Linked DNA regions of Homo sapiens: region 1 is linked to region 2. Evidence: chromatin loops called from intact Hi-C (ENCODE). Cell type or tissue: natural killer cell. All regions are shown on one strand. Each heading gives the region's core, and the rest is flanking DNA. Links, peaks and the distances in the headings are about the cores only. Region 1 has its middle 93 kb from the start of KLRB1. Region 2 holds the start of LINC02390 (long intergenic non-protein coding RNA 2390).

What was found. A loop is a pair of places that touch in the nucleus more often than their neighbours do. Peaks named below come from ENCODE experiments on the same cell type or tissue, not always from the same donor. Only the 100,000 strongest peaks of a DNase experiment are listed, where the experiment ranks them.
Region 1: it touches region 2 in a loop (12-fold over the local background); 2 of 110 quality-filtered maps call a loop at or near these places.

The regions. Positions count from the first base shown.
Region 1 is chr12:9,506,727-9,522,844 of GRCh38, reverse strand. It overlaps the pseudogene OVOS1P and the pseudogene LOC100419520. Among named protein-coding and RNA genes, the nearest start is that of KLRB1, 93 kb to the left of the region's middle. In natural killer cell, for the core only: no CTCF peak of the experiment used is centred there; no DNase peak of the experiment used is centred there.
Region 2 is chr12:9,701,440-9,716,293 of GRCh38, reverse strand. It overlaps LINC02390 (long intergenic non-protein coding RNA 2390), which reads right to left and starts at 12,910. Exons shown (of 2, transcript XR_931347.3): 1 at 12,137-12,910; 2 at 5,376-7,422. It also overlaps a transcript of CLECL1 not described here. RefSeq lists enhancers at 2,745-2,794, 2,845-2,894, 2,905-3,074, 5,489-5,578, 14,073-14,122 and a silencer at 8,646-8,745. In natural killer cell, for the core only: CTCF peaks have their summits at 7,689 and 7,888 (motif pointing right); DNase peaks (open chromatin) are centred at 7,923, 8,738 and 10,023; H3K27ac peaks cover 1,270 bases.

The sequences.
Region 1 (16,118 bases), core at 5,114-13,113, 200 kb after region 2:
CAAACCTGAGAAAAACAAGCAATGAGGAAAGGATTCCCTATTTAATAAATGGTGCTGGGAAAACTGGCTAGCCATATGTAGAAAGCTGAAACTGGATCCCTTCCTTACACCTTATACAAAAATTAATTCAAGATGGATTAAAGACTTAAACGTTAGACCTAAAACCATAAAAACCCTAGAAGAAAACCTAGGCATTACCATTCAGGACATAGGCATGGGCAAGGACTTCATGTCTAAAACACCAAAAGCAATAGCAACAAAAGCCAAAATTGACAAAGGGGACCTAATTAAACTAAAGAGCTTCTGCACAGCAAAAGAAGCTACCATCAGAGTGAACAGGCAACCTACAAAATGGGAGAAAATTATCACAACCTACTCATCTGACAAAGGGCTAATATCCAGAATCTACAATGAACTCAAACAAATTTACAAGAAAAAAACAAACAACCCAATCAAAAAGTGCGCAAAGGACATGAACAGACACTTCTCAAAAGAAGACATTTATGCAGCCAAAAAACACATGAAAAAATGCTCACCATCACTGGCCATCAGAGAAATGCAAATCAAAACCACAATGAGATACCATCTCACACCAGTTAGAATGGCAATCATTAAAAAGTCAGGAAACAACAGGTGCTGGAGAGGATGTGGAGAAATAGGAATACTTTTACACTGCTGGTGGGACTGTAAACTAGTTCAACCATTGTGGAAGTCAGTGTGGCAATTCCTCAGGGATCTAGAAGTAGAAATACCATTTGACCCAGCCATCCCATTACTGGGTATATACCCAAAGGACTATAAATCATGCTGCGATAAAGACACATGCACACGTATGTTTACTGCGGCATTATTCACAATAGCAAAGACTTGGAACCAACCCAAATGTCCAACAATGATAGACTGGATTAAGAAAATGTGGCACATATACACCATGGAATACTATGCAGCCATAAAAAATGATGAGTTTCTGTCCTTTGTAGGGACATGGATGAAATTGGAAATCATCATTCTCAGTAAACTATCGCAAGAACAAAACACCAAACACCGCATATTCTCATTCGTAGGTGGGAATTGAACAATGAGAACACATGGACACAGGAAGGGGAACATCACACTCTGGGGACTGTTGTGGGGTGGGGGGAGGGGGGAGGGATAGCATTGGGAGATATACCTAATGCTAGATGACGAGTTAGTGGGTGCAGTGCACCAGCATGGCACATGTATACATATGTAACTAACCTGCACGTTGTGCACATGTACCCTAAAACTTAAATTATAATAATAATAAAAAATAAATAAATAAAAATAAATAAAATAGCATCCTGATGTTCTGCTCTTTTCCTTTATCTTGTTTTATTTTCCTTACAGTAGTTCTTTGAGAGATAGTAACTCACGATAGAGAAACATGGTCTTTGGGATCAGAACGTCTGGATTATAATCCCATCTCTGTTACTTAGCATCTGTTGCATTGGACAAGTTACTTAACCTGCCTAAGCTTCATTTTTCTCATTGATAAATTGCAGATAATAGCTTCTAATCTATAGACTGTGATGAATAAATGGGTTGACATTTGTAAAATGCTTAGAATGTTGCTTGGTATGTAGCAATAATTCAGGAAAGATTAACTATCAGAGCACTTAATACCATCTGAAATTATGCCATTGATATAGTTTGAATATTTGTCCCCTCATATCTCAGGTTGAACTGTTATCCCCAGTGCTGGAGGTGGGGCTTGGCAGGAAGTGTTTGGGTCATGGGGGCAGACCCTTCATTGCTTGGTGCTGTTCTTGCAATGGTGAGTGACTTCTTGTGAGATCTGATTGTTTAAAAGTGTGTGACGCCTCTCCTCTTCTTGCTCCCATACTGGCCACGTGAGACACTTGCTCCCCCTTGTCTTTCACCATGACTGTAAGTTTTCTGAGGCCTCCCCAGAAACCGAGCAGATGCCAGCACCATGTTTGCTGTACAGCTGGCAAAACCGTGAGGCAATTTAACCTATTTTCTTCCTTTCTTTTTTTTTTTTTTGAAAAGGAGTTTCACTCTTGTTGCCCAAGCTGGAGTGCAATGGCACAATCTTGGCTCACTGCAACCTCTGCCTCCTGGGTTCAAGTGATTCTTCTGCCTCAGCCTCCCGAGTAGCTGGGATTAGAGGCGTGCGCCACCACACCTGGCTATTTTTTTGTATTTTTAGTAGAAACAGGGTTTCAACATGTTACCCGGGCTTGTCTCAAACTCCTGACCTCAGGTGATCTGCCTGCCTCAGCCTCCCAAAGTGCTGGGATTATAGGTGTGAGCCACCGCACTTAGCCCCTATTTTCTTTGTAAATTACCCAGCCTCAAATATTTCTTTACAGCAACACAAGAAATATACAAATGACAATATGCAGCCATTTGTATATTGTCTGCATCCCAAATTCAATGTAAACTTCATGAATATAAAGATTTACCTGCATTATTCTCACTGTATTTCTAGCATCTGACATGACAGGCACATTAAATGAATTAAAAGACAAAGCAAAAGAAAATAATCATCTCCCCTCTTTTCCCAATCAGTTTAAAAGCATTAAGAGATTATAACCTGTCACCTGCCCTTCGCATTATACTGTGACTTACCTAAGGGTATGTAATCAGTAGAGTCAAGATGGTTAGAATCCTTGCACAATACTGGTTTCCGGAGGTGAGAGTTGGTAAAAATCTTTAATCCTGTTGCCTTTCAAGATAAAATCAATTTTAGATCACATAACAACATAAGACTAGCAGTCTGGACTGGTTTTTTGTTCTATGTATATTTTCAATTTCCACTTATTTCTTTCTCCATCTCTGATTGTCATATATTTAGAGATACTTCACTGACGTTTCCTAAATTTCATGTCTTTGAGTTCCTTAGTTTCTCTAATTCTAATGGCTTTTGCTCTATTTTCCTAATTAAGAGCTGTTGATGAAAACCTTTAAATAAGAGAGGACAAAAAAAGACATCTCATATCATACCCCACTATACTTTCACTACTTTGAATTTGGCATTTTTGTTGAACTAGGGATAGTATCTCACTTATAAACACTTTAAATATAGTAGAATACTTTAAAATAGTAGAAATCAAATTCGAGGGTAGACGTAAGAGCAAAATGGGGATTTATATTAGACACCAGTATATAATGTACATAATATTATGTCAGGAAAGCTGATAATTCCCTCACATATTAGTTCTTTTCCTAATATTATAATATTATTAGTTATTTAAAATATTATTATAGTTTTATAATGAAGTTCTAATAACCTTATAACTTAACCTTATTATAACATTATAATAACCTTATAACTTTATAACTTTATAACTTTTAAATAAAATTATATTAATACAACTTTAAAAAATATATTATAACTTTATAATTTATTATAACTATATAGAATAACTATTATAGCTTTATAATATTATAACTATTATATAATTATAACTATAATATAATAAGAACTTTATTAAGTCTTTTTGCTATTACAACATTATTTGAGATATTATTTCTCAGACATTAGTACTAATTGTAAATTTGTACTCTAAGAATTCTGAGATTAAAAACCCACAGCATGAATATTTCTATTTATTTATATATTGTCACATATATTCACCATTTTAAGACTTAGTTGCCTTACCTTCACAAGGTCATAGCCATCTTTTCCAAAGTCAGCCCATGCAGGTGTGTAATAAATTCCATTGTAAAGGATATGTTCATCTTCAAGACACGGCACTTTAAGGCCATCTTCTAAGTTAAGTCCTCTGAAGTAATAGCCATGTAGTTCCCTGGAATATAGCTGACTATACACCTAGATGGTAGAAGAGAGTCAACTGTATTTTTTCATAGAAAACAATTCATTTTTCCCCACAAGCAGTATATAAATAACCTATATAATCCTATGAATATCCTATGTAGAACTGTCATCATACCTATACCAAATAAACACATATTGAGAAAGTATAGGATCTTAGATCTGTAAAAACTTTGAAATACTATTTAATCAGTTAAATAATTGCTGGCTAAATCACATTAAAACTAACAAAAAGTCCATGAGGCTCAACTGGATTTTAATACATTCCAGATAAAGGCACTGCTCAATACTCTTTGAGGACTCATTCAAGGACATTGTTAGAGAATGTTCTCGGTTAATTTACTAAATCTCCCTGAGCCTAAGATTAGACATTAATCAAAATGGGAATACTGCATTAGTTCTATAGGGTTTATTAATATGAGAATAAAATTAAATAATAGATACGGGAATACTCAGTAGAGCAAGTGTCAAATAGTAGACCTTTAGCAATTGTTATTTATTTTTAAAAGTGTTGGTCATTTTTTCCATAAGAGAATCAGTATAATTGGAGTAGAGTCATTTTACATGATTTCTAACCTAAAATATTTTTTATGCCTAGAACTCTGGACAATTTCTTTCTCCTCTAGTTTATTTAAGGTATCCTGTTTTTATCCAAAGGTAAAGACATAAAACTATACTGTTGGTGGTAAACAAAGATGGTTTTAATCACTCACAGTTTGTGCTGACAGCTGACCATAATTCCTTAGTAGCAATACACTCTGGTCTACAGCCCAAAGAGCACAAAGAGAGTTTGAAGCAGCCGAGACTTGAAGATCAATATTGGATCCTGGTAAACTTTTTTCTTTAGAAAAATTTAAGTTGACCTGAAAATGAAAATAAAAGGGCAAAAGGACGGCAAGCCATATGAGAAGAATCATCTTTTAGACTATTCTTAACTTTTTTAAAAACACACATAAGTTAAAAGGGCTTTCTGTGCTTTACCCACCTAATAATATTATTATTAGGAACAACCGGATTTGGAACAACATCCAAAGTGAATGCTATAATCCTGCTACTCTTCAATCATCCAACATATTAACTTCTCCATAGCTTTCTTTTATTTTTCATTTTGCAATTCTATGAAAAATTGGGAGTTTAAACCCAACAGTCTCTTAAGTTCTCCTTAGTTTTCCCCCAAATTAAAAAAGAATCATTTTTGGCACCTACCTGATTTTCGAAGCATTTCTCAATTCGGAATTGGGTGCTATCAGTGACCATTTCTCCTCCAGGATGCAAGCTATAGACAAGCATATCTACTGAGGGCGCTAATTCAGGGTTAATGTCTATAGAAATGGAAAATATGCCCTTCCTCCCTGTGAAAAGAAAATTTCAAACCGAAAAAGTGCTTTGGTGAGATAGCTGACTGTCATCTTGCAGAAACCCTCCACTGAGTTTCTAGCCATCCTACCCACTGCCAAAGAGACTGCCCCAACCCACCAAATTTAATTTATAAGGCATTTCTAGGAGGAGTTCATAACCTATTCCATAAATTATAAAAGAAAGAAATAGTTGAACATTTCTTATTACGTCAAACTTCAGTCTACTTTTGTTTCTTTTTAAAAATCCCTTCTTGTTTGAATGTAAAAATACTTACCTGTCTTTCTTGGAAAAGAAAGGGAAGGACAATGGCCCTTTCCCATTATAGTAGTGTTTGGAATATAATTAATGCACTATTAATTAAGTAATTATTTTTTCATTTGGCATTGTGCCTATTCACATGTCTTTACATGTTCCCCAAGGGTAGTTTAGGGGGCAGTAAACAGTCCTAAAATGGGAGGATTGTGACTTTTAAAGAAAAATGTAAAATATATCCCAATTAAAGCATTCTATTTGTATTAAATTATATGCTAAAATTAGAGGCCTCACCATTTTCGTTGATCTCAATTTTCTGTTGCCCATGAAGAATGATTACACCTTTTGAAATCACCTAGGAAAATGAAAATATAATCATAAAGTTTAGAGGATAGAAACTAAATTTCATTTAATTATAAACGAATGTGATTTACCTCCTTTTCTTGTCTGAGCAATACTATTGACATGTTTACTAGTAAACTCAGGTTACCAGTAAACAAGCATATGACTCTAATAGCTATATTCAAGAGAATTTAGGAGTCACAGATAAACTTGCTATAAAGCAATTTAATGTTCCACATTCCAAAACAGTTTTCTAAGACCAATAAACAACTTTTTATTCATATTTGCAAATGCTAAATTACATCTAAATTTATTTAGTTCAGTGAAACAAAGTTACACAAAGGCATTAAGAGTCTCCCAGTGCTTGTCTGGTTTTCTGAAAGGTGTGTTTGATATGCAAGGTATAAGCAAGGCCTGTTCATCCATCTCCACCCAAAATTTAAAGAAAAGAGAATAAAGTAGCAAGCTGGGGGTGCTCCAGAAAAAAGCTTCTCTCACTTCACCTTTATCAGCAACTGTGTGCAAATTTGCATCAGCAGACTTTTGTTATGATCTCTAAAGTGCAAACAAAGGCTGGAGACTTGAAATCTAGTACAAACTCCTTGAATTTTTAAATTACAGTTTTAGAATATTATTTTAAAAGATGCTGAGACTTGCAGAAAATTTAAAGCTTCCATAAGATCTTGCAGCTTGAAATTGCAGGAGCTGGTACTCCTAGTCCGTTTAATATTTCACTGAATATTAAAATTGCTTTAAATCTCTGAAGTGCCAAGTTTGGGTTATTAGTTCATAAAAAAAGAACTGAGCCTCAACTAGCTGGAAAATATTGTTTTGGGAACTAGAACATTTGCAAAAAGGCATAAAGCTCAAAGTTTAATGAGCCTGAGAGGTCTCAGCACTGTTGGCTATATTAGCTCACTGACTTCTCAAAACAGAAAGCCAGCTCTCGTAACAGATGAGTAAACTGAAGAGACACACAGAGGTACTGATATTTGTCAGGTCACACAATTAAGAAAAAAGCTTAAAAGACTGAGTATCAAATTACTTACTGAAAGCCTGAGAATCAAATTAATTCAGGCTCTATCCATTCATTCTAAAATATGATATTGAGGGTTCTCTCTGTGATGTGTACCCTGCTAGGCAGAATTAAAGTCCACCCAGCCTATTATGAAAGAATATGTAGAAGACTGGAATTGTCTAGGAGATTAGAAAGTTTCATTTAAGCCAAGAGATGAACGCTGAGGAGGAATCAGCTTGGAAAATCAGGTGCAGGCAGGTTGGGAACCGCGGTAGCAAATGGGAACGAAGATTATTATGGGCAGAAGGGAAAACCTGTGGGAGGCTTCGGAGCCAGAAAAGCACATGGCTTGTCCAAGAAAATGAAAGCCCTCTGTGTCTGCAATGAAGAAGGCTGAAGTGTAGAATGATGCAAAATGAAGCGGGCGAGCTTCACAGGTGCAGAGCAGATACAGAGTTGCAGGCAAAAGAAAGGAGTCTGGTATTTGTTTTAATAGAAATAGGCAGTCATTAACTGTATTTCAATTAGGGGACTGAAATAAATAATCCTAATTGCTTTTTAAAAAAATCACTCTAGATTTCCAGAATAAAGAAAGAAAGAAGAAAAGGAGGGAGGAAGGAAGTAGGGAGAGAGGAAGAAAAAGGCTATTAGCAGACTCATTTAAAATGGAAATGAGGTAAAGTAATTGTAAAGGCCTTATCAGATCAGAGGGGGGCAAACCTAAGCTATTTCAAGAGGGAAGCTGATGACAAGTAAATCAATTCACACCACAGACCTGCAAAATGGCTCAGCTCTGGATTGGGAAGTACTGGGTATTAAGTCGAGCAGAGGTGTGGCCAGAAAAGAAGGCAAAAGTCAGGAGCATGTGGGAGTGTCTTTATAAAAACTAGTTAAGAGGTTCAGCTTCCCTGTAATCCCAGTACTTTGGGAGGCCGAGGTGGGCAGATCACGAGGTCAGGAGATCGCGACCATCCTGGCTAACACGGTGAAACCCCGTCTGTACTAAAAAAATACAAAAAAATTAGCCGGGCGTGGTGGCGGGCGCCTGTAGTCCCAGCTACTCGGGAGGCCGAGGCAGGAGAATGCCGTGAACCCAGGACGCAGAGCTTTCAGTGAGCGGAGATCGAGCCCCTGCACTCCAGCCTGGGCGACTGAGCGAGGCTCTGTCTCAAAAAAAAAAAAAAAAAAAGAGGTTCAGCTTCTCACTCAAGGATGCTTGGTATTTCTCACACCCCAGTACGGCAGTATTATTGTTGACATGTTGAAGGATTTCTGTACCGGTTGGCAAAGAGCCACTTCCCTGAGCTCCCCAGAGTCCCCTCCCTGCTGCCCTAGAACCTCTCCTCCACAACCAGCTCCTCCCACTCCCACCACTTTGCCCCCAGTCTAAATGAGCCATGCTTGGCTTAGCTAAGGGCTTCAGTGGAATTATGACTCATACCTTTTCTGATGGTTTGGTGTCCATACCTTGCTGGTTTGAAATATTTTAATGTTTATGGAAATGATGAAGGAAAGAAAAAATGCAAGAGATAATATAATGAAAAAGTGATAGAAATTGGTGACGCAGTAAATAGCATGAAAAAAAGAAGTATCAAAAGACTATTCCAGAATTCTAAGTTTGCAAAATGTGAGAAATCATGTGGTACTACTTTCATTCTTCGCATAGATAGACTCAAACACCTTTAGTTCTCAGAATAATACACTTCAGACATCTTTGACCTCTTATATTATTTCCTAAAATAAGCTTAAATGTGTTTCTCATATCCTCTAATCATCCAGAAAACTCCTATTCATCCCACAAAACCCTATTTAGGCATATTCTCTTTATGTATTTTTTCCTTAAAAATATGTATATACATATAAATGTAAATATATACGCATATATCTTTTTCCTAAACTAGTGGTTGTCAAATTTTAATGTGCTTCGGAGGACAAGATTTCTAACTTATTCCTAGAATTTTTTTTTTTTTTTTTTTGAGACAGAGTCTTGCTCTGTCACCCAGGTTAGAGTGCAGTGGCACCATCTCCGCTCACTGCAAGCTCCGCCTCCTGGATTCATGCCATTCTCCTGCCTCAGCCTCCTGAGTAGCTGGGACTACAGGCGCCCGCCACCATGCCAGGCTGATTTCTTTTTGTATTTTTAGTGGAGACGCGGTTTCACCGTGTTAGCCAGGATGGTCTGGATCTCCTGACCTTGTGACCCGCCCATCTCGGCCCCCCAAAGTGCTGGGATTACAGGCGTGAGCCACTGCACCTGGCCACTTATTCCCAGAATTTCTAAATTATTCCCAGGTGATGCTGATACTGCTACTCTAGGAAATATACTCTGATAATCACTGTCCTAAACTCTAGCTAAAGTTAATCATTCATTTTTCTGTAACACCTCAGTGGCCATACATGTTTCATTTGTAACACTTACGTAATTCTAATATATGTTTTGTCCCCAGTTATACTTTTTCTATTTCTTCTATTGTGACAATTGCTAATACAGCACCTGGAATATGAAAAACATTCAATAAGTGTTGGCTGATTGAATTAATTCATGTTTCATTAATTTTATATCATCTTCATAAATCTCAATGAAGTATCATGCATCTATTTAGACAGTGTAAAATAATCCATAATAGCAATATATTAAAATCAAACTAATACTTAATATCTTCTGTGTGCCAGAAGTTGGGCAAAGGGCTTTATATGTATTATTAAATAATTATCTTGATGATTAGACAATATATTACAAAAAACTAAGATTCTCTAGGGTTTAAGTGGCTTTCAAAAAGTAACACAAAGCTAGTACATATCAGAACTCTGGTTTGATCCCAGCAATGTCCAAATAGAAATGGGTAACTCTGAAGAAAGGGTCTGAGAATGACAGAGTGCATATGGGTTGTGGTGGCATGGCCTTTTCCCTCCTTTCTTAAAAATAGATACCAGTTATATAAGTTTTATCATTTATGTTAACTTTGAGCTTCCTCGTGGCATATAGGTACAGGGATTTCATTAGGTTCAAAGAAGTTTTAAAGAAAAGAAACAATTTTGGTTGTGGAAGAATGTTTTCAGCTCATACCAAATAATTGAAGTCTGCTGTGTAGGTTTTGTCTTCAAAGTCTTCCATATTGAGAATGCAGTGCACTAGCACCCTCTTCTGCTGGTTGCATCTCAGTTCTTCCATCTCTTGGACAATCTTTAGGAAGCTATTCGTCTTGGAGTAAAATCGATATGCAAAGTACTCGGGCTGAGGGTATTGAGGCAACACCCAGCCATGAGCCTGGCAATTTTCATTGGCCTTGTAGGCTGCCTAGACAAAAAATCAAAATTACGGGTATTTTAGGATAAAGAGAAAGGATGAGTGAAAGAATATTTGATAAGATGGTTTATCATCATGCTGCTTTATCTCTGCAAGAAGATTTTATAGCCATTCTACATTAAATCTAACCCAATTCCCCATTTTCTAGTTATACTCTAGAGCGACCACTATGGTTTTTACAATTTAGTCTATTCAAGTCCTACTTCAATAATATTACATTAAATATTTTACTGTATTCTTTACTATAATTATTACTTTTGCTAGCATGTAGATTGCTATATCTCCCTCACTATAATACGAAGAACCCATGAGTGCAAACGTTTACCTTGCTACTGATAACATAATATGAAGTTTTGCTGAAAGATGGGAAAGTTTTTATGAAATACAGCAAGGAGTTTACTCTGACCATAGTAATTTACCATTATCAACACAAAAAGTCTGAGGAGTCCTTTAAAAATATCTAGGAAGGATTGATATTTAATTATTACAGATAGTAGTTCACTTCTCTCTTGAATATATCCAGAGAAATTCTTTACATTATTCCAAGGTAATAGATTACAGGGTTTCTCAAATATTTCCTTCTATAAAAACACAATTCTCTTTCTATTTCCTTAATAAAAGTGAAGCGTTGCTTATTTTCAGCTAATTCTCCTTTATACAATTTAGTATGTATGCTATCCTTCTGTCTTTTCCCGGGACTCTTAAAATAATTTTTAACCTACTTTTCATAGGGCCTATATTCTTAATATTTAACTATTTTTCAGTACTCTAGATTCACACCAAGGTGTAACTTTTCATTTCTGTTCCATAAATATAATTTCGCACAGACCTAAACCTTAGCGAGCCAGTGCAGTTTTTTGTTTGCTTGTTTGTTTTTATTTTACTTGCCTTTCGTTTAACTTACTTTCAAAGTGATATTTGGGTATGTAAACGTATATGTGTCCAAGAAAAACTGAGCGATGCCATTTACATCTGTGGTGTAGTTTCCCACGATTTTGTCCTTCAGATGCAACTGGACAACTTCATTTGGGATTGGAGAGTTGTCTGGATCAAGCAATTTAATCTGTACAAGAGGAAGAAAATACATTTCGGAAGCATGTAGTAAATTTGGGAATCCATTTTGATGGCATTTGCCAAGCTTCTATCATGGGGACCCCCGCTCTCCTTCGTACGTATGCACTTCCTGCGTGGTTTCATCTATTCCTGTTGAGTGTATGACATGTACCATTAATATACTAATGAGCCTAAACTCTGTTTCTCCTGCCCACGAAGATCTCTGAAAACTCAGGCCCATAGAATTAATCATCCTGAGTATTTTTTATAATAAAAATGCTACAGAAACCCTCAAATTGGAATGATTTATTACTGTGCCCAACCTTCCTTTTTTTTCTCTTTCTCTTATTTATCTCAGTGAATACCTCAACCATTCACTTAGTCACTGAAGTCAAATATCTAGAGACATCTTAGACTTTTTATTTTCCTTCTCCTATAATTTTCAATTGTTGATAAAATATTTTCAATTGTATCTTTTTAACATTTTCTGTTTCCAGCTTATCACATTTGTTCCTGTTGCTATTCCTTGTATCAATAGCTTATCTTTTTTCCCTCATACATCTTCTATTTTTTTCTATCCAGTCTCTCTCTCCTGTATTGCTTTTGCTTGTTCTTTCTCTATACTGGCATCAAAGCAAATTTTCTAAAATGCAAAATTTAGCATTATCCTCCCTAAAACATTGTAGTGACTGCTCTGATAGGCCATGGTTATTTGCTAGAAATCTCTTTCTCATTCTCTTACTAGTACAGGCAATGATTGCTTTAAAAAGTCCCTTCTGAAATTGTATGATTTGCAGTAGATACAATGCCTGCATCAGTATCTATGCCAGTTTGAAGCCTTTAAAGGCACCTTCTTAACAACATCTAAGGCCACAACAACCAGAAGAAGACTGTCTGAGACATCCTTTTTTTAGCTCAGTCAGTTTCTGCAAAACAACTTCTGCTTTGAGCCTTTCATCTTATTTCTGCCACTTATCATTTTCCTGCTGGTCCAGGCAAACACAATCCTTTTTTCTTGCTCAGCATCTGTAGACTGATGCCTTATTTGCACCATCTACGCAGATTTTGAACTTAGTTTCATCTCAAGGCTTGATCTTGTAAGAAAAATTCAACTTGTCTCAGCAGTCCACAGGCCACAGACACATGACACCATGCCTTTATGATCACACAGAGGTTTGCTCTAATTTTAGTACACCTAGACTAGAAAGATCCTTTGAGTCCCTTCCAGTCACAGAAAGATGAACAAGCCATGTGATTTCTGGGCACTTTCCTTTCTTTCTTTGTCCCCAAACCCAAATAGTGCCCCAAGTGATGACACCAGGCCCATTATCAACTGCCGGGGCCAGGCATGCAACACTTCATTAGCAGATGTTTCTTGTGGCAAAGGTATTTGTCGTATATCCTACAATTTTAAACAGTATCATTTCAGCCATCCACGGATGCTGCTACTGTCACTTATGAAGAAATACCCTTGTTAGCCCACCGCCTTGCCCAGCTTCCTATGTTCACATATGTTACTCTTGGAGTCATAGCTCTGAGGTCTTGAAATTTGTAGGGGACACTAAAAAAGCAGATAGTATCTTCATTCTGGAAATAAAGCTTACTCTTTAAAAGTGCTCCCTAGCAATACTGAGCCACGTGTTTGATGGCCTTATGACACAACACATGGCCAGATAAACCATTTTTAATTTCCAGTAATGCAGCTACTGTAGTGACTCACTATATCACAGAGAAACCAGTCCCTTTTCCAAAAGTAGAACAGGAATGACTTGTTTCTCCTGGCACATCTCCCGGAAGTGATCAGAGCATTCACCACTGTGAAATGGCCAAAAACCCAAAAGATACCACTTTATACAACCATGTTTTTGAACTAAAGCATTTTATTGTTTGAGACTCACATCTGTTTATAGCTGCCACTGGTCTCCCTAAAATGATCAAGGAAATAAGAGCTCTTATATATGAGTTTTCAGGAACTAATTCTTTCAAATGCTAATGAAGAGGGTGTGTCCAGGCAGGAAACTGTACTGTATTACAATATATTAATAACAGACTACTTTGTCCACGGATGCCTGATTCATGTAGGTACCACCTATCCCCTACCTCCCTGATAAACTATTACCAACCTCAGCTAGTTTTCCCAGCTCTCCTCTATAGGAAAAGGTGTCTTGGAGTTCCTGATTATAGGATAAGATAATACTATACCTTAAAGTGTCAAGAAGCTTTGAGAGGGAATGGGAAGGAGCTGGGCCTTAATGACTAGGCTAGGGCTTAAGTACACACATACACATACACATACACATACACACACACACACACACACACACACAACACACACACACACACCCCTCTCAACCATGTCTTATGCTAGAGAAGACAGAAATAAAACCCCTGAGTTAATCTGGAGCATGATTGACTGGCAGATTTCAGTGGATTATTGCTAATTTTTTAGAGGGGATAATAGGATTTAGGTAATCTTTTTAAAAATATCTCAAATCACCCTTCATTGAGAATCACTATTCTAAGAGTGGCAAAATTCTAATTTATCACTTTTTAACTTATTAGCCAATAAATTTTGCCATTTGGCAATGTCTGCAAACACTTTGGGCTATCACAAATAGGAAGGGGATGGTGCTACATCCCAGGTAGAGACCTGGGATGTTGCTAAACTCTTACCATGCACAGGGTAGCCCCCACAGCAAAGTATCATCTGGCCCAAAATTTCAGTTGTGCCAAGGCTAAGAAAGAATGGTTTAGAGAAACAATGCATCTAAGTAATTATTGTCAATGTCTGCTAACATCTCAGTAAGAGAGGAAGAGTGCTCTCTGTGAAAAGTACATGACACTACCTACATTATATTCTTGCCTACTGCACCCACCAAAAATGAACTTGAATCTGATCAAGCTTCTGAACCTCACTACTGGTTTATAGGAAACACAGTGGACTGAAAGTAGTTGCTTCTGGGGAAGTATTCACGAAATGAACGGATTAGAGGGGAGAGGTGCTCATTGTTCTTCATACTTTAATTTACAGTGTTATTTTTCTTGTTAATATATGTGTTGTCCGCAATTTAAAAATTACTTATTTTCCTTCCCAGTCATGGTAGCTTTGACAGAGCATAATGGCGGTGACCACGTCCACAGGGGTGCTGGCGAACTTGTCAGAAAAGCAAAGAGTTTTATCAGCTTCTGAAGAACCTGATCAATCCAAGCTGTATGGTGCGGAGGCAAGCAGAGGAAATCTGTGAAAATATCCCAGGATCCTCATCTAAGGGTAAGGGCTCCAGCCTGTACTACACTTGGACAGATGGCTACAGATTTTGCACCCAATTTCCAAAAGACATTTCATGAAACAGTGATTCCAGCTCTGTTACGTACCATGCAAAATCAAGGTAATCAGCGTGTGCAATCACATGCAGCTTCTGCTCTTACTGTTTTTATTGAAGACTGCCCCAAATCATTCCTAGTTCTATATTTGGATAGTATGGTGAAAAATCTACATTCTGTCTTGGTGATTAAGCTTGAAGAGTTGATTCGGAATGGAACTAAGTTGGCCCTGGAATAACTTGTGGCAACCATTGCATCGGTTGCAGATACAATAGAAGAAAAATTTGTCCCATATTATGATATATTCATGCCCTCACTAAAGCACATCATTGAGCTTGCTGTTCAGAAGGAACTCAAGCTTCTGAGAGGAAAAATTATTGCGTGCATTAGCCATATTGGTCTTGCTGTTGGGAAGAAAAAATTTATGTAAGATGCATCAAATGTGATGCAGCTCTTGTTGAAGACACAATCAGACTTAAATAATACGGAAGATAATGACCCCCAGACCTCTTACATGGTTTCAGCATGGGCTAGAAAGTGTAAAATTCTTGGAAAAGATTTTCAACAGTAGCTTTCCCTGGTTATCGAGCCTCTTATTAAGACTGCTTCAGCTAAACCTCATGCTGCTCTCTTAGACACACAGGATGTGGAGAATATGAATGATGATGATGGCTGGCAACATGTAAATCTTGGAGACCAACAGCGTTTTGGAATTAAAACTTCAGGACTTGAAGCAAAAGTAACTGCTTGCCAGATGTTGGTTTACTATGCTAAGGAGTTAAGGGAAGGGTTTGTGAACTATACAGAACAAGTTGTGAAGCTGATGGTTCCTTTACTGAAATTTTATTTCCAAGACAATGTTCGAGTGGCAGCAGCAGAGTCCATGCCTTTTCTCCTGGAATGTGCAAGAATTTGTGGCCCAGAGTATCTTGCACAGATGTGGCAATTCATACGTAACCCCTTAATCAAGGCTATTGGTACTGAACCAGATACAGATGTGCTCTCAGAAATAATGAATTCTTTTGCAAAGTTCACTGAAGTTATGGGAGATGATTGCCTTAATGATGAATACTTGGAAGAACTGGGAGGGACACTGAGAGCAAAACTTGAAGGGCACTTTAAAAACGAAGAATTGTGACAGGTTAAAAGTCAGGAAGAAAACTATGATCAAAAGGTTGAGATGTCTCTGCAAGATGAGGATGAATGTGATGTTTATATTCTGACCAAAGTATCAGATATTTTGCACACATTATTTAGTACTTATAAGGAAAAGATTTTACCATGATTTGAACAACTACTTCCATTAATTGTAAATCTAATTTGTTCAAGTAGGCCATGGCTAGGCAGACAGTGGGGACTGTGCATATTTGATGACATCGCAGAGCACTGCAATCCAACTTCATTTAAATATGTAGTCCAACTTCATTTAAATATGTAGACTATTTTTGGTGGCCAATGCTACTAAATGTGTGAGATAACAACCCTGAAGTCAGGCAAGCTGCTGCTTATGGCCTGGGTGTCATGGCACAGCTTAGTGGAGATGATTATCATTCTTTATGTTCAGAAGCTGTCCCACTGTGGTAAAAGTTATTAAGTGTGCAAATTCCAAAACAAAAAAAAAATGTCATTGCTACAGAGAACTG
Region 2 (14,854 bases), core at 3,088-11,087:
ACACAGATATAGGAACAGGATCCTGGGCCTTCCTGCTCCAGGAAAAGCATGGAAAAGGCAAGTTGTGAGGGCAGAAGACAGTCCCACAAGAACATGAAATTCAGTCATGCAAAGGGCTGGGAAGGCAGAAACACAGTGGTGAGAGTGAGCCAGAAAGGAGATGTGGGGAGCAAGGACTCATGGCAGAGAAGGCCCTGGTAACCAAGATAAGAAAGTCAACTGTGAAGGTGAACTAAGAACACATGATGGATGAGTGGAAACCAGGGGCCAGAAAGTCTTTGAAGGCAGAAGATACAAGGCAATTTGTGGGCAGGAGGGAAAAAAGTAGTGAAAATGTGCAGGCCAATGTGAGAGGGGCCTGTGATGGCAGAGAGGAGGCCAATGATGTGAGTAAAAGGAGCACTGCAGGAACCGGACCCAGTGTGACGTTATGAGAAAATGAGAAAAACTGAGATGGTGAGGGAGAGTCAGAGCCAATATCGGAACCAATGATGAAAGGCCTCCAAAGAGAGGTCAGGATAAGAAGACAGAATAAAGGCGAGAACTGGAGAGAGCTCAGCAGTGGGTGGGGATGGCAACTGGACCTCTGGAGTGTCAGCTGGGAGAGTGGATGCTGGAGGTAGAGGAGGAAAAACCCAAAAATTTGTGAATGAGAGCTAGACCTGTGTGGTAAAAGCTTCCAATACTTCTTCCCACACAGAGGGCTGCCTTCAGTGCATACATCAGGTCACTGAGGTAGGACAAGTTAAGACAATCTTTTTATTTTATAGCTATTATGAATGCCTAGGGACTCCAAAGAGAAACTTTGTATAGTAACACCCAGTACAAAGTATGTAATCCAGGAAGTGACCAGCCCGATGTGTGCTATGACCCCTTTGAACCTCCCATGATCACAGTCCTTGAAGTAAGACTAAGAACTAGTCGTTCTCTAAGTGACGCAAGTAAAGTAATAGCTAGAACAGAAGAAAAGGGGTCCCCAAAAATGTAACCTTAAAATTTGATGCCTGTGCTGCTATTAATAGTAAACAGCATAGGTTAAGATGCGGTTCTCTAGATTAGAAAAAAAGTTACGCAGCAGAAAATAAGTACATCTGTCAAGAATCATATTTATGTGAGATGTGTCAATACTGGTCTTGTGTCATTCATTTAGGCTACTTAGAAAGAAGATAAAAAAGATCCTGTTTGGCTCCAAAAAAGGAAAAGTCAGCCCCTCCTGCATGAGGAGGAGCTGCAGCCCTTTAGAATTGATAATCACAAATCCCTCAGACCCAAAGTAGAATAAAGGAAAATATGTAACATTAGACATTGATAGAAAAGGACTAGATCCTAGTGTAAATATCCTAATAGAAGGAGAGGTTCAAAGATGCTCTCCAGAACCAGTATTTCAGACTTTCTATGATAAACTAAATGTGCCAGTACCAGAGACTCCAGGAAAAACCGGAAATTTGTTTTTGCAGTTAGCCAAGCATGTAGCCCAGTCTCTAAATGTCACTTCATGTTATGTTTGTAGAAAAACTGTAATAAGAGATCAATGGCCATAAGTAGCCCGAGAATTAGTTCCTACAGACCCAGTTCCTGATGAATTTCCAGCCCAAAAGAACCACCCTGACAATTTTTAAGTTCTAAAAGTCTCAATTATTAGACAGTATTGTATAGCTAGAGAAGGAAAAGGATTCACTCATCCTGTAAGGCAGCTTAGTTGTCTTAGGCAAAAGCTGTATAATGATACCACAAAAACAGTTACATGGTGGAGTTCCAATTACACAGAAAGAAATCCATTCAGTAAATTTCCAAAGCTGCAGGCTGTTTAGGCCCACCCAGAATTCCACCAGGACTGGATGGCCCCCACTGGGTTATACTGGATATGTGGACACAGAGCTTATGCTAAGCTGCCTGATCAGTGGACAGGTAGCTGTGTAATTGGCACCATTAAGCCATCTTTCTTCTTACTGCCCATAAAAACAGGTGAACTTCTGGGCTTCCCAGTCTGTGCTTCCCGTGAAAAAAGAAGCATAGCCATAGGTGATTAGAAAGATAATGAATGGCCTCCTGAAAAAATCATACAATACTATGGACCCACCACTTATGCACAAGATGGCTCATGAAGATATCAAACCCCCATCTACATGCTCAACCGAATCATACAGTTACAAGCTGTTTTAGAAATTATTACTAATAAAACCAGTTGAGCTTTGACTGTTTTTGCCTGGCAAGAGACTCTTATGAAGAAATGCTATCTATCAAATAGATTGGCTCTCGACTACTTGCTAGCAGCTAAAAGAGAGGTCTATAAGAAATTTAACCTTACTAATTACTGTCTACACATAGATAATCAAAGGCAAGTAGTTAAAGACATAGTTAAAGATATAACAAAACTGGCACATGTACCCGTGCAAGTGTGGCACGGACTCAATCCAAGAGCCATGTTTGGAAATTGGTTCCCAGCAATAAGAAGATTTAAAACTCTTCCAATAAGAGTAATAATAGTAATAGGAACTTGCTTACTGCTCCCTTGTCTGACACCTGTATTTCTCCAAATGGTAAAAAACTTTGTCGCTACCTTAGTTCACCAAAATGCTTCAGCACAAGCATACTATATAAATCACTATCGATCTATTGCACAAAAAGACATAAGTAGCAAAAATAAGAGTGAGAACTTCCCCTAATAAAAAGTGAGAGTCTCAAATGGGGGAAATGAGGGAAGAGAGAGACCCTCTCATATTGTTTTATATTGTTTTATACTCAGTACCTGTTTTAAGAAAAAAACAACAAGAAAGTAAAACCAAAGACAGGCAGCCCAGCACCAGGCCCGAAACCAGGCCTGGGCCTGCCTGGCCTAAACCAGATTTCATTTGTAGATTGCATTGTTCATGCTTGGCTAAAGCAGAACAGTATTATGGTGCAACAGGCACTAAAAAGAACTATAGGAAGATGTGAGTTTGGAGGAGTACATGGGAGCCTCATCATATAGTAACTTGTGAACCACAGGGAAACCTTCACGTTTTACTGAGTGAGATAGGTAGTTGAAAATTAGTTAAAAATCAACTCATAACTTAGAAACCGATGTTATTCATAGATTCCAGACATTGTATAGAAGAACATTGTGAAACTCCCTGCCCTGTTCTGTTTCTCTCTGACCACCGGTGCATGCAGTCCCTATCATGTACCACCTGCTTGCTCAAATCAATCACGACCCTTTCATGTGAAATCTTTAGTGTTGTGAGCCCTTAAAAGGAACAGAAATTGTGCATTCGGGGAGCTCAGATTTTGAGGCAGTAGCTTGCCGATGCTCCCAGATGAATAAAGTCCTTCCTTCTCCAACTTGGTGTCTGAGAGGTTTTGTCTGCGGCTCATCCTGCTACAATATAGTTTTTGTTTCTCATATAGTTATTAATTTGTCTAAACATTTCAATAGATGGCAGGGTCCTTTTTAGTCTTCTGATTCTGGGTTTTATTAATAGTTGTACTTACATAAAAAAGCTTTATGTAATTCTATCAATCGATTAAAAAAAGAAGTTGGCAAAATTCAGCAAACATTTATGATTAAAACTCTTGGAAGCCTAGGAATAAAAGAGAAATTACCTTAATTTGTTAAAGACTATCTGTAATAAACTACAGATAACCTCATATTTAATGGGGAAAGATTTGAATGCTTTCTCCCTAAGATTAGAAAAAAGGCAAGGTGGCCACTCTTGCCACTTTTATTGAATATCACAATAGAAGTTTTATTTAGTGCAATAAAACATGAAAAATAAATAAAAGGCATACGGATTGTAAAGAAAGAAATAAAAAGATTTCATTTGTAGATTGCATTGTTCATGCTTGGCTAAAGCAGAACAGTATTATGGTGCAACAGGCACTAAAAAGAACTATAGGAAGATGTGAGTTTGGAGGAGTACATGGGAGCCTCATCATATAGTAACTTGTGAACCACAGGGAAACCTTCACGTTTTACTGAGTGAGATAGGTAGTTGAAAATTTGCCATAAAGACTTACATCGTTAGACTTACATTTTTATAAATTCATTCTAAATAATGTGTGCAGAATAGACTATGGGGATGAGGAGACAAGTACAAGGACACTGGTCAAGAGCCTATCACAATAATCAGGTGAGAAATGAAAATGGCTTAGTTTGGGTTGGCAGCTATTTTTAAGGTAGATATATCTTTACCTTAAAAGTAAGCTATAGGGTCTTGCTATGTTGCCCAAGCTGGTCTTAAACTGGCCTCAAAAGGTAGAGAATATCTGGATATACTCTAAATTTATCTAGATGTATTGGATAGGTAATATGAAATGAAAATCAACTAGTAAGATGTATTCGATAATGATAATACTGAGGGAGAAGCTTGCATGAAGTAAAGACTAGGCTTTCAGCTTGAGTCATGTTAAGTGTAAAGTGCCTATTAACTATCATTGTAGGAATGTCAGGAATCCAGTTAGATACTTTAGGCTGGAAGTCAGGGGAGAGGCTAGGTCTAGAGAAATAAATGTGATTGTAAGCAGCCCATAGATGAGACCAGAAGACATTGCCTAGGAAGTAAGCACAGATAAGAAGAGGTACAAGGACTGGGGTATTCCAAACTTTAGGGGGTGGAAAAAGGAAAAGGAACCACAAAAGAAAGCTGAGAAGGACCACTGCAAAAAAAAAAAATAATAATAATCTGGGGTGGGGAGAGGGTTTCTTTTAAAGAAAGAATATCAGGGAGGAAGCAATCAAGTATGTGAAATTCTACTGATAGTTGAGTACGGTGAAAACTAAGAAGAGATTTTTTTTTTTTTTTAAATAACTTACTCTCTGAAACCAGGCAAAAGCAAAATTTTCACAGAAGCTTAATAATATGAAGTGGAAAAGCTCTAAGTAGCTTTAATGAAGAGCAGTTAACTCCACAATCAGCTTGTTTGACCAAAGCTTTTAGATTAAGTAGCCAATGCAATTCTGAAGGTAGAAACAGAACACCAACCTTCTCTGGAACCCAGAATAAGTATAAGCCAGAAAATTACCCATTGTTTCTCTTAACAGTTCTGGCTTGAATGTGAAATGGGAAAAGTTCCCTTATCCCCTTGCAGGGTGTGAGATGGGGGTGTGGCTGGCTTCTTCAGTGCCTCCCTGCTCAAACCTCTAGGGGAGCTTACAGGCGGGCAGGCTGTGGGGTTCAGATCCCACAGCAATGTCTAGGGGTGAATGTTTGCAGCTGAAGCCCCAGTAGGCATGTGTTACAGTGTGCTCTTTTAGTTTTGCTCTTCTAGTTTAGCCGCTCTAGGTGCCTTGTGTTAGTCAACTCAATTAGACCCCTGCCTTATCACAAGGACAGTGGACTTTCTGTATCCTGAGGTTCTTGCCTTGGTGTACTGGAAGAATCAGATCACATATGGGCTTGGAGAATGAGTGCAAGGTTTTATTGAGTGGAAATAGCTACCAGCAGATGGGAGAGTCAGAAGGGAGATGGTTTTCCCCTGAAGTCAGGCTGCTCAGTGGCCCAGACTGTCCTCCAGCTGCCCCAGCCAAACTCTGCATTGTTCTGTCAGTCAGTGGCCTACCAGCATGCTGGTGCCTGTCAGTGTGTTCCTCTCAATGTCCAGCCACCTATGTGTTCCTCTCCCTGTGTGTTCCTCCGCTGATGTGCTCCTCTTGATGTCCAGTTGCTTCTGTATCTGCCTTGCTAGGGTCTCAGGTTTTTGCAGGCACAGGATGGGGGCATGGCAGGCCAGGGTGGTCTTGGGAAATGCAACATTTGGGCGGGAAATACCTGTTCTCAGTTAGGTCCGTGAGTGTGGAGCCCTAGCCAGGACTAGCCAGGGTATGGAGCCCTAGCCAGCCATGTTCTTCCCTTCCTAGCACTCCCATATTATTTCCCCTCTCTGAAGAGGTGTATCTAACTGCCATGAGAATATGGACAATGACTGGTCTTAGCTGCTTCCCACTGACAGGGGGCATTCTTTTGGGGTAAACTGCTGTCGGATGCTTCCGAGAGGTCTACCTGGGGGTTCCTAGCAAAGCGGAGCCATCATCTGAGGCTCTGGTTGCCTGAACATTTGGAGTTTGATGGCTTCCAGGCATGAGAGAAAAAACAAGTTTTATAAGGTTAAGTATGCATGGGTTAAACATGTGTATTATTAAAGGAAAGAATTTAGTGCCAAATATTACAGACATAAGAAGAAAATATACTAACAATAACATTGTACCCCAAGTTGTTTCACTCTGTTGAAAGAAATGAAACCTTGCACAGGAGCAAATAAACTTTACCAGAGAGATAACTGTTCTTGAAATATCTTTAGCAACTAACAGGTGTACCCTGGGAATTCTAGGGTTTGTGGGGTTGCATGGTGGCCATTAAAGCTTTTGCTCTTTTGCGTATTTCCTCTCTCTTCCTGGGCCTCCCTGTCTGTATTATAAAAGACCAAGGTAGCCACTTTCAGGAGGTCCTCTAATGTACTAGCTGATCCCAGGGATCGTTTCTGCAACTTCCTCCTGATATCAGGAGCTGCCTGAGTAATAAATTTATACTAGCCTTCCACTATGCACACCTGAAAGTGTGTGCTTCTCCAGTCTTCCATCTCATCATTGGGATGCCATTTAGGGTCATTCACTGGTACTGCTTCTCTTCCAGTTGGAGAATATTCGTCCCCTTCCCTGACGCTATATGTGATACAAAGCTCATTCCTAAATCTCTCTGCTGCTTGCAGAGTGGACTGTTTCTCAGTGTCCATCAGGGTCTGATTCAAAAGTAACATAATGTCTTTTCAAGAGAGTTCAAATATTTGGGTGAAATTCTGGAGAGCCTCTATCTATAAGGGTCATCTGAAAACCTGTCAATATCCTCCTTAATTTGCTTTAAGTCCTGTAGGGAGAAGGAGACCTGGACCTTACTGGGCCCAAATTCACTGGGCATCTGTTGGAGGGGCAGGAGTGAGACTGGGGCTTGTTTAGAGTGAGGATTTCTAGGAGGGGGCAAGTGAGAGGCTGAAGCTGGATAGGGAGGTTGGGATAGACCTGGAGGAGCAGGGCTTGAGGGAGCTGGCTCCCCTGTTGGGGGTGCCTCTGGGACTCATATCTTTAATTCTCTAGGCTTGCCCCTTGCAGCCTTCCCTAAGATGGCAAACAGGAGGGCTAGATCTATCTTACATTGTTAGCCAAGGTCTCGATTGCCTTGCAAGATATAGAAAGCCTGCATATATGTGGCCTCAGACCATCTGTCCTCATGTCTGCAGAAAAGTTCCAACTGCCAAGTGGTATTGAAATGAATGGTTCCTTCCTGAGGCCAACTCAGTCCTTCCTGTAAATCATAATTTGGCCAACCCTTTGTGCGTAGGGCTATGAGGTGTTTTTCCTCCAGATTCTGAGGGTCAAAGCCGTCCCAATGGTTCAGGATACACTCCAGAGGAGTATAAGCTGGAAGTGGTGAAGAGAACTGGTTGCCCATTCTGAAAGACAGGGAACAGAGGTGTCCATCATTCTCTTCTTTCAGCAAATACTCAGGGTGTGATGGAGAGAGAAAGCCAGTGTCCCCCTTCACTTTCCACCTTTTGTCCCTGAGACCCAGTGACCTTGACCTTGGCAAGTGACATAGGTACCAATGCGGTAGGTACCCATGAAGTAGAGAAAATCCGGAGAATAGGAGTTAACTGCCCTTATCTATGCCTTCTTTTCTCCCTGCTGTTGGCAAACTTTGAGTTCCCTGGGCCTGTTTATGTCACGAAGCAAGGCCTCCTTCCATGGGGTGGAGGTTTCAATTGGCAGAAATTGGCTGCCCATTTATATTGTGCCCGTTGCCTGGCTTTGGATCCCTCAGACCTGGTTTTCCTTTTTAGGACCTCAGCCTGAAGCTTGGAATCAAGTTTGGGACTGAAAAGGCGTTTCAGAAGCTGTTTGTGTCCATTTAGAGAGTCTCAAGTATGCCCTGCTGAATTTGCAGTTCTCAGCCAGCAGGGGTCGTTTCACCGTTAACTTCCCTATCAGAAACAGTGTTAGAATGGGGAGCCCTCTCACTTAAAAAACAGAAAAATAGCTTAAGGGGCAAAAATGGGAGAGATTCTGAGGGAAGAACCACTTGCTTAGTGCAAGTGGGCCCTCCTAATCCTTATAACTTTCCCATTCTTCCCCCAGTTCAGACCAGATTTAATTCCTTGGCCAGGGGAGGGAATGTTCCATTGGCACGGCAGGTAAGAAGCACCTTGTACAGTCCTGGTTACTGCCCCAGCTTCCTCCCACCCTCCTCGTGGCTGCTGAACTTGGCCTTTGCCTGCTGTGGGCACACCCAGGCACCCGAAGTGGGAGGAAAAAGGGTAACGGGAGGTGCCCTGAGCCATGTGTACCTGTGGCTGTCGACATGGAGGCATACATGGCACCTCCAGGAACAATTGGTCTGACTTGCATCTTTGTTGACTGAGCCAAATGCTCATTTTACTTAGTAAAATTGCTGCAGCCTGTAACAAAACTCTTAACACTATAAAGAAAGAGATAGCCATTTTGAACCATGTGAGAGAGAAAAGAGACAAAGAGAAAACAGAGCATCTTACCCACAGAAAGAGAAGTGGCAGGGTTTTGGAAGAAAAGCAGACCCCATAGTTTTGTATTTGCTCATACTCAACTTCTGAGATCCTGGAAAAGCCCCCATTTGAAATGGGAAAAGTTCCCTTGCCCCCTTGCAGGGCATGTGATGGGGGTGTGGCTTGCTTCTTCAGTGCCCCACTGCTCAAATCTCTAGGGGAGCATACACAGACAGGCAGGCTGGGGAGCTCCAACCTCATGGCAGTAGGGCAGAAGTGGAGCCCTAGCCAGAGACCACACCCTCATCTACCTAGCACTTCCCTTCCCCCACTGCATATCATTTAAAGGGACCATGTTCTTCCCTTCCCAGCACTCCCATATCAAATGTATGTGTAAACATTTAAGAAATCTTGGCTTTAATTCTAATAAAATGATAAAATTACTATGTAATTTTAGATGCTAATACTTCTAATTTTGTATAAAACTTTTATAATCTTTATCCTTCATAATTTTTAGATTGGTGAGATTTGCCAGAACTTTAAACTGGTATCTACTGCATGCCTACATCGTAATTTTATTTAGTCATTTTACTAGAATTAAAACTAAAATTTCTGGTACTCCAATTAACCCTTCAGCTTTTTCAAATGAACATAAAATACATCTATGCACATAAATTAGAAAATCTAGAAGAAATGGATAAATTTCTGGACAAATACACCTTCCCAAGACGGAACCAGGGGAGAAATTGAATCCCTGAAAGACCAACCATGAGTTCTGAAATTGAGCCAGTAATAAATAGCCTACCAACCTCCCCAGAAAAGCCCAGGACCAGATGGATTCACAGCTGAATTCAACCAGATGTATAAAGAAAAGCTGGTACCATTCCTACTGAAACTATTTCAGAAACTTGAAAGAAGTGACTTCTCCCTAACTCATTCTATGAGGGCAGCACCATCCTGATACCAAAACCTGGCAGAAATACAAACAAAAAGACAACTTCAGGCCAATATCCTTGATGATCATATGCAAAAATTCTCAACAAAATACTGACAAACTGAATCCAGCAGCACATTGAAAAGCTTATTCACCACGATCAAGTCGGCTTCATCTTTGGGATGCAAGGTTGGTTCAACATACACCAACCAATAAATGTAATTCATCAGATAAATAAAACTAAAGACAAAAACCACATGCTTATCTCAGTAAATGCAGAAAAGGCTTTCAATAAAATTCAATATCCCTTCATGTTAAAAACTCTCAATCTACCTGGTGTTTAAGGAACAGGCATCAAAATAATGAGTCATATATGACAAATCTACAGTCAATATCATATTAAATGGGCAAAAGCTCAAAGAATTCCCCTTGAAGACTGACACAAGACAAGGATAACCTCTCTCACTACACCTTTTCAACATAGTATTAGAAGTTTTGGCCTGGGCAATCAGGCAAGGGAAAGAAATAAAGCATATTCAAAGAGGAAGAGAGGAAGTAAAATTGTCTTTGTTTGCAGATGACATGATTCTATATTTGGAAAGTCCCATCATCTCAGCCCAAAAGCTTCTTAAGCTGAGAAGCAACTTCAGCAAAGTCTCAGGTTACAAAATCAATTTGCAAAAATCACTAGCATTCCTACACACCAGCAACAGGCAAGCAGAGAGCCAAATCACAATTGCTACAAAGAGAACAAAATACCTAGGAATACAGCTAACAAGAAAAGTGAAGGGCTTCCTCAAGGAGAAGTACAAACCACTGCTCAAAGAAATCAGAGAAGACACAAACAAATGGAAAAACATTCCATGCTTATGCATAGGAAGAATCAAGATCTTGAAAATGGCCGTACTTCCCAATGCAACTTACAGATTCAATAGAAAAATACCTATTTTAAAATTTATATGGAATAAAATTTATATGGAATAAAAAAGAGCCTGAATAGCCTGAATAATATTAAGCAAAAACAGCAAAGCCAGAGGCATCACACTACCCAATTTCAAACTATACTACAAGGCTACAGTAACCAAAACAGCATGGTACCAGTGCAACAACAGACACATAGACCAATGGAACAGATTAGAGAATTCAGAAATAAGACCACACACCTACAACCATCTGATCTTTGACAAACCTGACAAAAATGAGCAATGGGAAAGGATTCCCCTGTAAATAGTGCTGGGAGAACTGGCTAGCCATATGCAGAAAATTGAAACTGGGACCCTTCCTTATATCATATACAAAAATCAACTCAAGATGGATTAAAGACTTTAGTGTAAAACCCAAAACTATAAAAACCATAGAAGAAAACCTAAGCAATAACATTCAGGATATAGACACAGGCAAATATTTCATGACGAAGATGCCAAAAGCAATTGTAAGAAAAGGAAAGATTGACAAATGGGATCTAATTAAACTAAAGATCTTCTGCACAGCAAGAGAAACTATCAACAGAGTAAACAACCTACAGAATGGGATAAAATTTTTGTAATTCATGCATCTGATAATGATCTAATATCCAGCACTTATAAGGAACTTAAACAAATTTACAAAAAAAAAAGACCTCATTAAAAAGTAAGCAAAGGACATGAAAAGACATTTCTCAAAAGAAGACATACATGTGGCCAACAATTATATGAAAAAAAGCTCAATATCACTGATCATTAGAGAAATGCAGATCAAAACCACAATGAGACACCATCCCACACCAGTCAGATGGCTATTATTAAAAAGTCAAAAAATAATAGATGTTGGCAAGGTTGTGTTGAAAAAGGAATGCTTTTACGTTGTTGGTGGGAGTGTAAATTAGGTCAACCATTGTGGAAGACAGTATGGCAATTTCTCAAAGACCTAGAGACAGCACTACTATTCGACCCAGCAATCCAATTACTGGGCGTATACCCAAAGCAATATAAATTGTTCTATAATAACTACACACGCACACATATGTTCATTGCAGCACTATTCACAATAGCAAAGACACAAAATCAACCTAAATGCCCATCAACGATAGACTGGATAAAGAAAATGTGGTACATATACACCATGGAATACTATGCAGCCATAAAAAGGAACAAGATCATGTCCTTTGCAGAGACATATATGGAACTAGATGCCATTATTCTTACCAAACTATCACAGGAATGGAAAATCAAATACCACATGTTCTCACTTGTAAGTGAGAGCTAAATGATGAGAACACATAGATACCTAGAGGGAAATAACAAAAACGGGGGCCTACCAAACAGCAGAGGGTGAAAGGAGGGAGAGAATTTAAAAAATAATGGATACTAGGCATAATACTTGAGTGATAAAATAATCTGTACAATAAATCTCCATGACATGTGTTTACCTATGTAACAAATCTACAAATCCTGCACATGTATCTCTGAACTTAAAAGTTAAAAAAAGCAAATGAACATAACTTAATCCCTATTCCTCTCTATATGAAAATTGTGAAATAACTGTGACAATGCAGCAACATTTTCACAAGAAATTGTTCAAGGCCTTGGAGCATAGAATATGTAATATTTGTGAAGAAAGTGTCATAATTATATACAGAAAATATTTATTGGAAGTTCTCCTTGTGCAATTAAAATTCTAAAGATGTAAAAATCAAGTATTTCATATTAATAAAATATTAAAGTACTATGAACTTACCATAAATTTGACTCTGATTTGGCAATTACCTAAAGAAAATACAAGATATGTCTTGTAAACTAAATGATTCATCATTGAAAATAAATGTTAACACATTGTTTAACATCACTAGTTTTCTAGCTCCTTCTTTCAACATAAAATAAGCTTTAATGTAACTTATAAATGTATTCAATTAAAGAGTAACATTAAGGTGGAAAATATCATACATATGTTCACCTTGCTACTAAAACACAATACATAGAATATGTTGAGGTCTCCACTGTAGAATACGCAAGTCAATAAAATCAGCAAATAAAATTGACAAAAGGTGACTATTTCTCATTAAAAAAAGAAAATCATTTACACTTTGTCTTAAAGTTTTAAAGCAGGATATTCCAGTTTTAAGACAAAGAAATGACAAATATGTATACATATATATATATATGCGGGCAAGTGTTCTTTTGACATTAAAAGACCTAGGACAGGCTGAGCTCAGTGGCTCACAACTATAATCCAAGCACTTTGAAAGACCAAGGCAGGTAGATTGTTTGACCCCAAAATTTTGAGACCAGCCTTGGCAACACGGTGTAACTCTGTCTCTACAAAAAATTCAAAAATTAGTCAGGTATAATGGCACATGCCTGTGGTCCCAGCTGCTTGGGAGGCTGATGTGAGAGGATCGCCAGAGTTTGGGAAGCTGAGGCTGCAGTGAGCTATGATCATGCCACTGCACTCCAGCCTGAGCAACAGAGTGAGACCTTGTCTCAATAAATAAATAAATAAATAAATAAATAAATAAATAACCTAGCACAAATTATTTTAAGAGTGTGTGTGTATGTGTGTATATATAAATATTTTTTACAAATATCCTCCAGTAGTATGAAGTTGATTAGTACAATGGAGGAACAACATTTAACAGCTGTCTTATGCCTTAAGGGACATAAATCTTGATTGTCCATTCATAGATATTGTATTTAAAGGAACAATAACTTTACTCTATTCAATTTAGTAGCAACTTCTCCAGAATGGATTGCAGTCAGAAACTGTCAGATCTCTTTTGGGTGAGAACTTTGGAACGTTAAAAATTCTGTCTCTTAAAAATGAATGATGGTCAGGTAGTTGGATGCAGTAATTAGGATTTCTGTTTATTATAAGTAGAGATAATTTTTCTGGGTTGTCTACTAGTTTAGTTATAGAACAAGTCTTCTCTTCCTCTGTGTTGATTGGAACCTTGGCAGATACACCTTCACTGATTTTACTGAAATTTACTGTTCCACTAAAGTAAGGGTAAAAAGAGAAGGAACAGAATAGAAAACTTTCAGTCTTCAGATTTAATGCTACCAACTCATTAGCAGACCCAGTTTTCAGAGTTACTAGAGGAGTAGAGATGTCTACAGATTTCTGACTAATGTCATCATTAGTTTTCTTTTTAAATTATGCTGTGGAGGAAAGTTAGTTATTTTACATAAGAGAGAAAGGGTTTGCTCTGAGAGAAGCAGCATATAACTTTCCACCTCTATATTTTAATGTACCTTTTGAGTAGGGTTAGGAGCAGTGTTGGTGATATGGGTGGGAAGCAGGGAAATACTGGGCAGAAGAGGGCTGTCCCAAGCAAGAGCCACACATCCTCAAGCCTGGGATCACAGACCAAAATGAGAACATGCATTTCCTGCTTTCCCACTCACATGTTGCTTTTTGGCCCACCCCACACCCCATCCTCTACCCATAAAAACCACAGGCCCCATCACCAGAGTGGCAGAGCAGCAGAGCAGCGGAATAGCAGAGTGACAGAGAAAGAAAGAAAAGAAGAAGCAGCCGGATGTCAGAGAGAAGCAGTTTGAGCTCAGAGGGACAGCTTGATGGTGGGACCTCGGAGAAGAGTTTGTCTGAACTCCAGGGGAATACCACCTTCCCATTCCATCCACTTTCCAGCTCCCTATCCCGCTGAGAGCCACTTCCATCCCTCAATAAAATCCTCCACATTCACTACCCTTCAATTTGTTTGCATGACCTGATTCTTCCTGGACGCTAAACAAGAACTGAGGTACCAAGAAGGCAGGTCCAAAAGGCTGTCACCCTGACCCTCCACTGAGCTGTTAAATACTTGTCATCTGTGGATAGAAAAGCTAAAAGAGCACACTGTAACACTCACCCTCTGGGGCTTGAGGGGTCATGGGAACTCCCCTAGATGTTGCCATGGGGCAGCACAGAGTTCTACTCCTGCTGGCACACAGAAGCCCTCATCCTGATCCCTACACCCACTCACCTGTGAGTTTCCCCTCCCATGAGGGGTTGAGAGCTGTGGGCTGAGTAAACAAGCCAACCCCTTTGCAACTCCTGCAAAGAGGCCAGGGAAGTACCCCATTTCATCAACACTCTTGGCAGGTGCCAATGTCCTCTCATCTTTTCTGCTTTTGCAAGAAAAAAAAGAAATTGATTTTTTATGTAGATTTGAAAACTTCTAGGTTTTAACTCCAAAATATTGTTTATATCTCCAAATTTAGCACAAATGGAGTTGTACCAGTCTCTCTCATTCTGGAGTAGGTTTTAGAAGATTAGTCAATGCACCTTCAGCCATGCTCAGTGCACTGTGTGCCTGATGCTTCATTCCTAGGTGAGACTTTGGCCTAGGTGAGTAGTCATTCCAGCTCTCAGTACATACTTTCTTTTCATTGTATTTGAAGGTTTAGGATTGAATTTGTAGTCATCTATAAAATGGATGATTCTTTATACAAGAAG